2 separate regions of the Mus musculus genome follow, and region 2 is linked to region 1. Evidence: chromatin contacts called from ENCODE Hi-C or POLR2A ChIA-PET data. All regions are on one chromosome and are shown on one strand. Each heading gives the region's core, a stretch centred on a gene start or an enhancer-like site at or near the end of the contact. The rest is flanking DNA. Distances are from core to core; before and after follow the strand shown.

Region 1 (6,429 bases), core at 2,940-5,439:
ACCCACCGAGCCATCTTGTCAGCCCCCTAGTGTGTGTGTGTGTGTGTGTGTGTGTGTGTGTGTGTGTGTGTGTGTGTGTTGAGACAGTCTCATGTAGCTCAGGCTGGCTACATGAACTCCTAATCCTTCTGCCTGTCTTTTCTGCACTGTTTTTCCTAGGCTATGGTGTCAGGTGTGGGTTTTGTTGTGCTTTCCTTTTTTTTTTTTTTTTTTTAAAAAAGGGAAGTGTTAAAATGATCCAAGCAGGGCTGGAGAGATGGCTCAGTGGTTAAGAGCACTGACTGCTCTTCTGAAGGTCCTGAGTTCAAATCCCAACAGCCACATGGTAGCTTACAACCATCTGTAATGAGATCTGACACCCTTTTTTGGAGTGTCTGAAAACAGCTACAGTGTACTTACATATAACAATAAATAAATCTTAAAAAAAATGATCCAAAGAAATGATTGACTTGCTGTCAGAAGCACCCCCCACATATAAATGCATGCCCATGTATGTGTGTATGTTCATCCTCGTGTATATGTGTCTGTGTATGTGTTTCAGGAACAGCAAATGGAGAACAGTGCTCATTCAAATGTTTAGACACTCAAATGTTTAAAATTCTTTCTGTCTATTTATTTCTTGTGTGAGAGCTATGGAGTGGAGTAGGATGTGTGTGTGTCCCATGGAATGTGTATGGGGTCAGAGGTCAGCCTGCTGGAATCACTCTCTCATCTCACCACATGGGTCATGGGAATTGGATTTAGGTGGTCAGGCATGGTAGCAGATACCTTTATCTGAGCTGTCCAGCTTAGACTTTCAAACTTGAGAGGGGGGGGTTGGGCATCTCCCTAGAAATCAAGTGTATAGATGGATCTGAATGTGGAGCTCAGGATAGAAGTTGGTTCAGGATTTTATTTGAAGATTGGTAGAGTATCAGTGGCATTTAAATCCACAAACCCAGAGGCTGGAGAGACAGCGGCTCAGCAGCTTGAAGCATCTGCTGCTCTTGCAGAGGACCTGGGCTCTGTTCCTAGCACCTACGCTGGGCAGCTCAGAACTGCTCGGAATTCCAGCTCCATGATATATGGCACCCTCTTCTGGCTGCTTTAGTGGCCTTTTTTTTTTTTTTTTTTTCAATTTATTTATTTAATACATGTGAGTACACTATAGCTGTCTTCAGACACTCCAGAAGAGGGAGTCAGACCTCATTACAGATGGTTGTGAGCCACCATGTGGTTGCTGGGATTTGAACTCAGGACCTTTGGAAGAGCAGTCAGTGCTCTTAACGGCTGAGCCATCTCTCCAGCCCCTTTAGTGGCCTTTTTAAAAAAAAAGATTTATTTATTGTGTACAGTGTTCTGCCTGCACAACAGAAGAGGGCACCAGATCTCATTACAAATGGTTTTGAGCCACCATGTGGTTGCTGGGATTTGAACTCAGGACCTCTGGAAGAGCAGTCAGTGCTCTCAACCTCTTGAGCCATCTCTCCAGCCCCACTCAATGCTTTATGACTCTTGCTTTAATGACTCTATGAACTATGATAGTATTTTAATTCATATCTAGAAAACATTTGAGCATATTAAATATGAAATCTTTTTATTGAGACAAGACCAGACTGGCCTTGAATTCAGAGATCCTCCTGCCTCTGCCTTCCAAGTGCTGAGATTAAAGGTGTGTAGGTGTGTGCTACCACTGCCTGGGTTAAGGATAAAATCTTTGTTTGTATTTATTTTTATTTAAAGTACACTGTAGCTGTCTTCAGACACACCAAAAGAGGGCATCAGGTCTCATTACGGGTATTTGTGAGCCACCATGTGGTTTCTGGGAATTGAACTCAGGACCTCTGGAAGAGCAGTCAGTTCTGTTAACCGCTGAGCCATTTCTCCAGCCCCTCCCCCCTTTTAAGATTTATTTATTTTTTATTTAAAGTACACTGTAGAAGGATGAAATGTTTTTTTGTTTGTTTGTTTTTTTGTTTTTGTTTGTTTGTTTGTTTTTTTGAGACAGGGTTTCTCTTTATAGCTCTGGCTGTCCTGGAGCTCACTTTGTAGACCAGGCTGGCCTCGAACTCAGAAATCCGCCTGCCTCTGCCTCCCGAGTGCTGGGATTAAAGGCGTGCACCACCACGCCCGGCTCCTGAAGGATGAAATCTTAATACTTAGTGTCTGACTCTAGCTTTGGAAGAGAGTTGGGTGAAGTGACACTTTTACAAAGTCACCTCCTTCTGAGGTTGTTTATATTAAATTTATTAAGGTAAAATTAGATATTTGACTATATCAGTTTAGCCTAATGAATTTATGATTGTTTTTCAAAGTACTATTGTATGCTCAGTTCACACAGAATCCGTGGGTGCTCTGCTGGGCGCGCACTCTCGCCTCAGGGCTATTTTAATATTTTCTGTTCCTTTCTGTTTCCTCCCTCAGGTTGAAGTAGACCTGTTGCTCATTTCCTTTGTCTCTTAGTTCAGATCTCATCTTATCGATTACCCCCTACCCTGCCTAACCAGATGCTAGTAGCATGTCTCATCTAGCACTGTTCTGAGCTTTCTCTCAGCCTTCTCTTATGGATCAAATCGCATGAGTTCTAGGCCAGTCTGGTCTCCACAGCAAGTTCCAGGCCAGCTAGGGCTACATAGTGAAACCCTGTTTCAAATAAAGAAAGTGTCCACAGACCTGCAATCTCTCAACTGAAGTTTTCTCTTCTCAGGTGACTCTGGTCAGCTGGAGGGCAGCAGGTTTTTGTTTGTTTGCTTTGCTTTTCCACTTTGTTTTGTTTATTTGTTGTGCTGCAGACCTACACCAGACTCTTAAGCATTATAACCCATCCCCCCAGGCAATTTCCTGTGTAGCTAGGGATGGCTGACTGGGAACACACTGTAGTTGTAGCTGTGCCTGATCTTAAACCCCTGATCTTCCTGCTGCCACTTTTCAATTAAGCTAAGTAGTTAAGAACACTCAGTTAACAACTGTTTGCAACTCCAGTTCCAGGGAATCCAGTGCCCTATTCTGGCCTATATAGCTCAAGAGTCTGTTTTTAAAATTATCATATCGTTAGGGGCTAGAGAGCTGATTCAGTTGCTAAGAGCACTGGCGGCTCAGTTTTCCCTATGACCCAGGTTCAATTCCCAGGGCTCACTTGGTAACGCACAACCATCTGTAACTCTGGTCTCAGAGGACTCTAACGCCCTCTCCTGCCTTTGGTGGGCACTGCATGCACATGGTGTACACATATACACATAAATAAAAATACAGGAGGGGAGAAAAAGTGGCAGTTTTGAACTCCTAATTACCTGCCCTACCTCTCAGATGGGCGGTGCTACCCACCCATCTTATTAGATTTGTTAGCGTTTTTTTTTTTCTTTTTTGTTTTTGTTTGTTGTTTGTTTTCTTTTGAGACAGAGTCTTGTTGTGCAGTTCAGGCTAGCCTCAAACTCACATTCTCTGATTTTGAGGTGCTAGATTACAGGCTATCACCAATATATCTGTTTTATGTAGGAGGCTGGCGGGGGGGGGGTTGTTTGGTTGTGAGTTTTTTTTTGTTTGTTTGTTTTGTTTTACACAGGGTTTCTCTGTGTAGTCCTGGCTGTCCTGGAACTTACTCTGTAGAACAGGGTGGCCTCGAACTCAGAAAGGTGACTGACTCCCAAGTGCTGACTGTAAGGGCACGTGCTACTACCACCCAGTTCTGGTTTGTTTTTCTGTATAAAGTTTTATTCATTTGAGATACTCTCAGCTTGAATTTTGTTGGAGACAGTTTTTCTCAGGCTATTATTATTACTTTTTAAAACTCTGTTTAGTGTTCATGGTTTTGAATTCCCTTGTAATATTTTGTTATTTAAAGCTGGAGAATTCCAATATTTATCCACAGATAAAACGTTTACTCTAATTGATATTGCGTGTCTTTGTCTTTAAAACATTTACCATTTTAATCCCTGAAAGTTCATTTGATGTCTGACTTGGAACTTAACATTTTTTACACCTCGAAGTTTTCATTCACTTCCTAGAGCAGCGCTCCTGCCGAAGCTGCTTACCTTACTGAGGTATTTGGAAATGTTACTTCATATCGACCTGATCAAGTTTCTCCACGTTTGCTCTGTCTCATGCCCTTACTGCCGTATTTGGAAATGTTACTTCATATCGGCCTGATCAAGTTTCTCTACGTTTGCTGTCTCATGCTTTTCAGTTGAACTCAGCTTCTATTTTTAACTTCAATTGAGCGGGGTTAAAAGGAACGTCTCGCCCCCTGCTGGCGCCCGTGGTCCCGGGAAGACCGGACAAAAGCCACCACGTGGCTCACATCCTGGGCTCAGTTTTCTTAGGAACCCAGAGCCCCATGCTTGCTAGGCAAGGGCCCCAACCCTGATCAACGCTTTAGCAGGCGTCCTTTTGCTCAAGTCTAGAGCGTCACTGGTGCCAACTCTCCAACACAGGGAGGAATTGGCTTTGCTTAATTTTGCTGCAGAGTGGGCTGGCCCTGCTAAATCCAGGGTACCGGGCACTTAACACTGTGAGGTCGCTGTGCGGAGCTAGACTCTGGGCGCTCCCGTTTTTTCCTCACCACCCAGGTGTCCATTTTCTCTTTGCCGCGACGTGCCTGCATCCTTTTCTGCCTTGGAATTATAATCGAAACACTCGGTTCAGTCGTGAGAAACATGTTTCATATATGCAACGGGTGCTCCGATGTTTCTACGACTAGCCTTAGGAGCCTAGAGTACGGTTTGGTGGTCAAAGTCATGATGAGAAGCAGAGGGTCTGAGGGGTCGGAGGGAAGGCACGATGAACAATATTAGAGAGCATTACTGGAGTTACCGAGGCTAGGCAGTCCGCTGGGTTATGCACTACACCCAAGAAGTCTGCGCCGCCCCGTGGTGCCAGTGCGCAGCCGCAGTCCCGTAGCGGGACCGAGCGTTCCCAGCAGAGGGCACTCACAGACAGGACATTCCGCAAGCTCTTCCTGGGTGACCCAGGGACTGCACCTGTGGCCTGGGTTTCCCTTGATCATGCCCTGACAACCCGCGTCTGGGAAATTCAGTCAGAATCAATCCAAGACCACAATTTAGAGACAGGTAAGCTTGACGGTGGTTGCAGCGTTTGGTGAAACAAAACGTCAAGACCAGCCTCTGCTACATAGAGAATCTGAGGCTATCCTGAGTTACAGTGAATCCTGTTTCAGAACAAATCCCTCAAAGTCCCATTGTCTCTCTGGCCTTGAAGCTCTTGAGCCCCGGATCTAGGATACTGCTTGTTGGACTAAAGGACTCACTAATCACCTTTCCCAACCCTGCCCAGGTATACCACCTCTAGTAAACAGACTTAACTAGTCTTTGAAGGCAGTAGTTCTTTTCAATGAATTCCTATTTATTTATTTTCTTATTTATCACCGTCTGTAAACAGGCTTTGAAGGCAGCATGTGTTATAAGATGTGTTTATTCAAGCCTACCAGGGGTCCTTAACCTGGGGGTTGACTCAAGTAGAACATTTTAGGATCCAGGGTTATTCATGAAACTGGGTGAGCTGTTTCAACTTTTAGGCAGACGTGCAGTGTTTTTGGAAGGAAGTCCAGTAGTTTTTCTGATTACCAAAGAGTTCTTAAGTTTAGTTTGTGGGTCCAGGGCTCGGAACAAATGGCTCAGTGATTAAAGCACTTACTGTTCTTCCGGAGGACCCAGGTTCAATTCCCAGCACTCGCTTCACAACTGCCTGTAAGTCCAACTCCATAGGATTCAATGCTCTCTTCTAGCCTTAGTGTAGACACACATACGTTAAAAATAAAAATAAGTCTTAAAAAACAGAAATGCAGGCTGCACATAGCCCTTCCTTCAATCACAGCTATGGAGGCAGAGGCCAGCAGATGGGTCCCTGTGAGTTCCAGGCCAGCCAGGGCTACATAATAAGACTCTCAAGGAAAAAAAAAAAAATCTCAAATCAATGTTGGGCTAGGAATGTATGACCATAACACATAACCCAGGTGTAGTGGCTCATGTCTATAGTGGAGAGATAGATACAGGAGGATCCAAAATTCAAGGTCTTCTTTGGTTATACAGTTACTTTGAGACCTTGCTTCTTACATATAAATAGTAAATGAAAGGAAATAAAATCAATGTTATAAATTCAGGACTCTGCAGAAAAGGACCCCCTGCCCTGAGACCTGGAGTGTTGCCTGGCCTCTACAGGAGGAGTCATGCAAAGTCACTAGGCCTGGGTTTCTCTCTCTCTTTACAGAAGGCCCCCATCTCCACCCAGAAAACTCCAGAGGCACGGTTGTTTCCTTTTAAAGCCATGTTAGGCCCAAGTAGATGCACTTCTGCATTTTTAGCATTTAAATAGAAATGGCTCTCTGGTGGGTTTTCCCCTGCGTTAGTCATGCAAATGCTCTATGCCTCACTTACCACTCAGTTTCGGTGCCGGGATGGTTCTTTTGCACGCGTCCTGCTAAGACCCTTCCTCACC
Region 2 (6,161 bases), core at 55-2,554, 42 kb before region 1:
TGGCAGGTGCACAGGTCTATAATCCCAGCACTCTGGAGGTGGTTCAAATAATCGGGCTACACGGCAAAGGCAGGTCTCAAAAACAAAAATCAGTTTGACTTTTCAGCCTTTGAAGTGTTAAAAAAAGCTCACACACACATTAGTACTCCTAACTACAGTAAATGACAACAGAAGAGTATAATAGGCTATTATCCAGATAATGTGAATCTACATTAAAAAACATCAAGCTTTCTACTGATGGCCTCAGTTCCCCAAAAGTGGGTTCTAATTTCCTAGTGAAAAAGAAACCTACTTTTCTGTATGACAGTCTGGCCTCAGTAATTCCCACTCCAGCAGAGAATGCTAAAAAAAAAAAAAACAAAACCGTAACAAGGAGAAATGATTGATCATAGCATACAAAATAGGAACACACTTGTTGTAAACAGATTTAAGTTACGGTTGAGAAGGTTGTGGAAACTTATTTTTTCCTGGAAATTATGAGACAGGACCACTACAGAGCAAAGGGGTTTTAAACTTCTGGTCCTCCTGCCTCAGCTTCCAGACTGTTTGAATCACAGGTGTGTGCGCCAGCACTCACCTCTGTTACACTTCAGTTTTGTTTTGTTTTTTTTCTCTCCCGGGACCAATCAGTTTGGCTAGCGCACTCTCACGTGTAAGCGAACAAATATAAACACCACGGTTGCAGGTCAGGCATTCGGGCTTGTGGCAGGACCAATTATCACGGATAAGTCTGGCTGTGAGGGACACAAGACTGTGTGAGAGGCCACCTCTGTGTCCTAGTCCTGCAGCTCATTATCTGAGTTTCGCGCTGGGCAAGGTCCAGAGCTCGGTCACTGTTTCCGGCTCGGACCGCGACTATAGAACGTGACTGGACACAGCCACGCCCAGAACGCCCCAGGGGTCGGGCCTCAGAACCTGGGGTTGGACCAGGCTTCTAGGCGTCCCCAAAGGCTGCACGGTGTCCGGATGCTTCTGAACCCGGAGACAGGGAGGCCGACCCAAGGCCAGCACTGGGCAGTAGCCGCCGTCCTCTCGCCCCTCCTCGCAGGGCGGCTCCCGGCAGGCTCCGGTCCTCTAAACATAGACTCTGGGTGGGGTTCTGTGCAATCCAGGCCCACTCATTGGCCCGGGATGCCGCGACCCGCCCACGACTGGCGGCGCGCCTAGGCTGTGGGGCGGAGTCAGCGAGTTCCCGCCAAAATCGCGTAGCTGGTTCCTCCCCCGTGGGCTACGTCGCGCCCTCCCTGTTTTTTCAAACCGGGGCTGGGCGGGGATTGGTGGGCTGGGCCCTCACGTGGTTAACGGTCGCGGGAAGCCGCGGAACCCGAACTTGCGGACGAACTTGCGGAGCCTTTCGCCAGCACTGGACCGGCCAGTCTCCGCTGGACATCCCGCGCCGCAGCCGTCGCCGTCGCCCCGTCGTGAGCTTGACGGGCCTCGGAGTTGCCGCCGCGCAGGCCCGCTGCAGCCTCAGCCCGGCGCGCCCGATCGCACGTGGCGGACCCGCCCCCTGTGCCAGCCGCGACCTGGACGCCGCCGGCCTCTGCTCGCCGGTCCTGTGTTCTCCCGTGCTCCGCCGTGACTGCAGCCGGGAAATGAGCTTCCTGAGCCGACAGCAGCCGCCGCCCACCCGCCGCGTAGGAGCCGCTTACAGTCTGCGGCAGAAGCTCATCTTCTCGCCGGGCAGCGACTGTGAGGAAGAGGAGGAGGAGGAGGAGGAAGGCAGCGGCCACAGTACGGGGGAGGACTCGGCCTTCCAGGAACCGGATTCGCCCCTGCCTTCTGCACGCAGCCCTGCCGAGGCCGAGGCCGAGCGCCGCCGTCGCTCGCCCGGCGCGGAGCCCAGCAGCCCGGGAGAGCTGGAGGACGACTTGCTGCTGCAGGGCGGCGGCGGAGGCGCGCAAGCGGCGGGTGGAGGCGCCGAGGGCGACTCTTGGGAGGAGGAGGGTTTCGGCTCCTCGTCGCCCGTCAAATCACCTTCGACCGCCTACTTTCTGAGCAGCCCGTTCTCGCCAGTGCGCTGCGGCGGCCCAGGGGATGCCTCCCCGCAGGGTTGCGGGGCTCCGCGAGCCATGGACGACCCCTGCTCGCCGCAGCCCGACTACCCGAGCACCCCTCCGCACAAGACCTTCCGCAAGCTGCGCCTGTTCGACACGCCGCACACTCCCAAGGTAATGGAGGGGGCGGAGGAGCCGGCTCCAGGGCCTTTAAAAAAAAAGGCCGCGGCGCTGCAGCCCTGCGCGCCACTGCCCGGGTTCGGTTACATAACCGCCCCGCCGCACCCCGCTCGCTGTCCTGCGCCGCCACTCAAAAAAAAAAAAAAAGTTGGCAGCCCCCCTTTTTGGCTCTGCCTAGAAGTTGTCGGTTAAGATTATGTAACTGAACAATGGGCCTGGTCTGTAACTACTCCACTTTACAAAGGGCCTGGTCCCCGCTGTCCAGGTGGTTGAGTATTGGGTCTCGGTGGTCCGGTGTGCCAGGGTGCCGGATTGCTGCTGGCCACCTGACACTCCGAGCCATATGGTGCCTGTTAAATCCGGTGTCCGGGCCTGTAATTTGGGGGGCACGGATGGAAGGAGTTAGGTTTATTAAAGGGTTTGTTCCAACCCCCTGGACTTGTGGTTCCATGTGATATGGCATTAGAGATTCTGCGCGTCCTTTTGAGTCTCTGTGTTTACCGTCGTGAACTCATGGATATTCCAGGTTGCTTTTGATTGTCTTTCGGGATTTAGTATTACGGAAGCTTTGTGTTTATTCTGGAGTTTCCCCTGCCGTTTTGTTGGTCTGTGTGTCAAAACTAATGTGTCTTAAAGCAGAGTGTGTTCAGAACCCGTTTGGAATAGCCGGTGAATATGCATACTGTCATGGTAATACTTGAGAAGTCACAAAAACATTAAGAGTAGACAATTTCCAAAATAAAGACAGGCATGGTACCTGTAAGTTTAACACGGGAAATAAGCCCCCCTTTTTTGAGAGAACGTTTCTCTGTGTAACCTTGGCTGTTCTGGAACCTACTTTGTAGGAACTAGGAACTCAGAGATCCTCCTGTCTCTGCCTCCCGAGTGCTGGAACTAAAGGCGCCCTACCATGCCCCTCGACATAAGCCTTTTAAAGGGAATCTATTGATTTCCATGCAACTTTAGTCTTAAATCTCGAACATCCAGGTGCTTTTGTGCTTTGCTAATTTTATAGGCGGACAGGCCCAGGGCACCATCCCCCTTAGTAAGGGGAGGAGTCCAGGGAGGTGGCCTGCAAAAGCCTACTTGAGGTGGAGGTGGGGATTTTTTTTTTATGAGAGTGAGTGTTTTTATTTTTAGAATGTTAAAAGAGCCTGTTAATTTTTAGCTACTGATAAGAACTTTTTGTGTAGTCACTGCAAAAGGTCCATTTTAGGATTAGCTACGGGTTTTTACTTTGCTATCTTTTGCAGATAAGTAGTTAGTATTCAACCTGACTCCTAAGTCAGCCGCCATTGGTTTTACTTGAAGTATAACTAAGGCTTGTGTGTTGCCCCCTCCCTTGTTCTTTTCTTTCCCCAAGTCGGGTAACGGAACCTCTCCCTGCATGGGTTCTAGTGCAGAGCTTCATTCACAATGTGCTGCTTTGGGCTACATACTTGGCCACTTAGGAAGGCAAGTTGGAGGTTATATAGAGAAGACTCCAGAAGACTGGGTCCTGAAGATTGTATTTCCCTTTCCTAGAGTTTGCTTTCCAAAGCGCGAGTTATTGATTCCGGCTCTGTTAAACTCCGGGGTAGTTCTCTATTCATGGACACAGAAAAGTCAGGAAAAAGAGAATTCGATACACGGCAAACTCCCCAAGTGAATATTAACCCCTTTACTCCGGATCCTGTACTGCTCCATTCCTCAGGACGGTGTCGTGGGAGAAAGAGAGCGTATTTTAATGAGTAAGTATAGTTTGGTTCCTCTGCACACCTAAGGTATATACTATCACAATTAGGTGTCTGTCTGTCTGTCTTTCTTTTTTTTTTTTTTTTTTTTTTTGCTTTTTCAAGACAGGGTTTCTCTGTATAGCCCTGGCTGGCCTGGAACTCACTTTGTAGACTAGACTTTCAAACTCAGAAATCCACCTGCCTCTGCCTCCCAAGTGCTGGGATTAAAGGCGAGTGCCACCATGCCTGGCACACAATTAGGTTTCTACTGAATGGCATGAATGTCTTCACTCTGAAAGTTTTTCTTACATTAGCACTTAGCTCTCAGGAGACAGATAATCAGTTACAGGAAAGAAGTGGTCTGAGAAAGGGAAAGAATAAGAATTGGTGATTCCTATGCCTGGAGAAGTGGCTTAGGCGGCTTAGGTGTTGAGCTCTTGTTCTTGGGGTTTAGTTCTCAGCACCTATGTGGCAACTCACAAATGGCTGTACCTCTAGTTCCAGGGGCTCCATTGACCCTTCTGATTATTCAGGCACTAGGCATGCATGTGACTTTGATACCCACAAAACGCTTTACACAAATCTTTAAAAAAAAAAAAAAGCCTAGATTTCTTGTCAGGTTTATGGTGTCAACTAATGGGAGAGAGTTGTTGAGCTCAGGTGGCAAGAGAAGAGGTAGCTACAGCTCATACCTTTGGAGCCAGTGCTTCGGAACCTTCCTAATGCCTTGACCCTTTGACCCCTCAACTAGAGTTATTTCCTTGCTATAACTGTAAGTGTAACTGTAATTTTGTTTCTGTTATGCTTTATAATGTGAGTATCTAATATTGAGAACCATTGTTCTGAGCTATTTTGGTGGCCCGAGACTTCATTTCTTTTTTTTTTTTTCCCTTCTTTTTTCTTTTTAGTTTTTCGAGACAGGGTGAGACTTCATTTCTAATGCTTTAATTTTTGTCTGTGTGATGCCAGTCTAGTTAGTGAGCTTAACTCACTCAGTAGGGACTTTTTTTTTTCTATCATTTGAGTTAGATTTTTTTTTTTAGGGTTACAAAATAAGATGCTTTCTCTTTTGTTTGTATCCATTAAAAATGCCCTTCACTCTGTAGTTAGTAGGTAAGGTCTCAAGTTGATGTTTTGGTAAAAACCCACATTTTTTTCAGTTCCTCTGAAGACATGGAAGCCAGTGATTATGAGTTTGAAGATGAAACAAGACCTGCCAAAGTAAATAACTTTTTATTATTTAAAAGTTAATATATGTTTGCATGTTAAATAAACTGCAGAACCTAAGGTAGAATGATATTTCCAAGTTTCATATCTTTGTATTATACATGGATACTCTTCTTTTACAGAGAATTACAATTACTGAAAGCAACATGAAGTCACGGTATACAACTGAATTTCATGAGCTGGAGAAAATTGGTTCTGGAGAATTTGGTTCTGTGTTTAAATGTGTGAAGAGGTTAGATGGATGCATTTATGCCATTAAACGATCAAAAAAACCATTGGCTGGCTCTGTTGATGAGTATGTATTAAACACTTTTGGTTTTTGCTCTTTATCCCCTTTGTTATTAATAAACATTAAGGTTTTGGGTAACCAAATACCTAATGCTTTTATTTATTTATTTTTAAAGGTTTATTTTATGTATATGAGTACACTGTAGCTGTCTTCAGACACACCAGAAGAGGGCGTTGGATCCCAATACAGATAGTTGTGAGCTACCATGTAGTTGCTAGGAGTTGAACTCAGGACCTCTGGAAGTCCATTGCTTTTAACTGCTAGGCCATCTCTTCAGCATCCTAATGGTTTTGTGTAGCTCAGACTAGCCTAGGTGAGCTCACTGACGATTTTGAATTCCCATTCTTCTGCCTCAGTTTCCCTTATGGTAGGTTTAAAGTGTGTACCACCATGCCAGTTTGCATAATTCTTAATTCTCTTAAGTCACCTTTTAGCATAGTGATAGTTTAAAAAGGCTAGGCTTACTTTATGGTTATCAGATAAATTGACTATTCCTGAGTAGAAATGATTTAACATCTTATTTACATTGTTTTCCTAGGCAGAATGCTTTGAGAGAAGTGTATGCTCACGCTGTGCTTGGACAGCACCCCCACGTCGTTCGCTATTTCTCTGCCTGGGCAGAGGATGACCACATGCTTATACAGAACGAATACTGTAATGGTAAGCACCATGGGAATATTTATTACAATCTTAAGTTTTTCTTTTGGAGGGGGGGCGGCAGTTCCTCATGTGTTAGGATACATCCCTTGCTCT

What was found. A loop is a pair of places that touch in the nucleus more often than their neighbours do. ChIA-PET counts read pairs that join two places held with the same protein, here RNA polymerase II (POLR2A).
Region 2: a map of heart shows a loop between it and region 1 (4-fold over the local background). The contact joins the promoter of Wee1 here to the enhancer-like site in region 1. A Hi-C loop is called at or near these places in 9 of 37 maps with a recorded cell type or tissue (adrenal gland, gastrocnemius, heart and 1 more). POLR2A ChIA-PET finds 5 or more read pairs at or near these places in 4 of 5 experiments (Patski and embryonic stem cell).

Annotation. Positions count from the first base shown.
Region 1 is chr7:110,160,087-110,166,515 of GRCm38, forward strand. No RefSeq gene overlaps it. Among named protein-coding and RNA genes, the nearest start is that of Wee1, 41 kb to the left of the region's middle. RefSeq lists an enhancer at 2,723-6,235. Within about 2 kb of position 4,190, at least 1 of the 3 ENCODE cell types and tissues checked has a DNase peak (open chromatin) inside an H3K27ac peak, as active enhancers do; it is heart, where a contact is called at or near this core.
Region 2 is chr7:110,120,755-110,126,915 of GRCm38, forward strand. Wee1 (WEE 1 homolog 1 (S. pombe)) reads left to right here and starts at 1,305. Exons shown (of 11, transcript NM_009516.3): 1 at 1,305-2,171; 2 at 3,702-3,907; 3 at 5,053-5,113; 4 at 5,242-5,414; 5 at 5,947-6,068. The coding sequence starts at 1,596.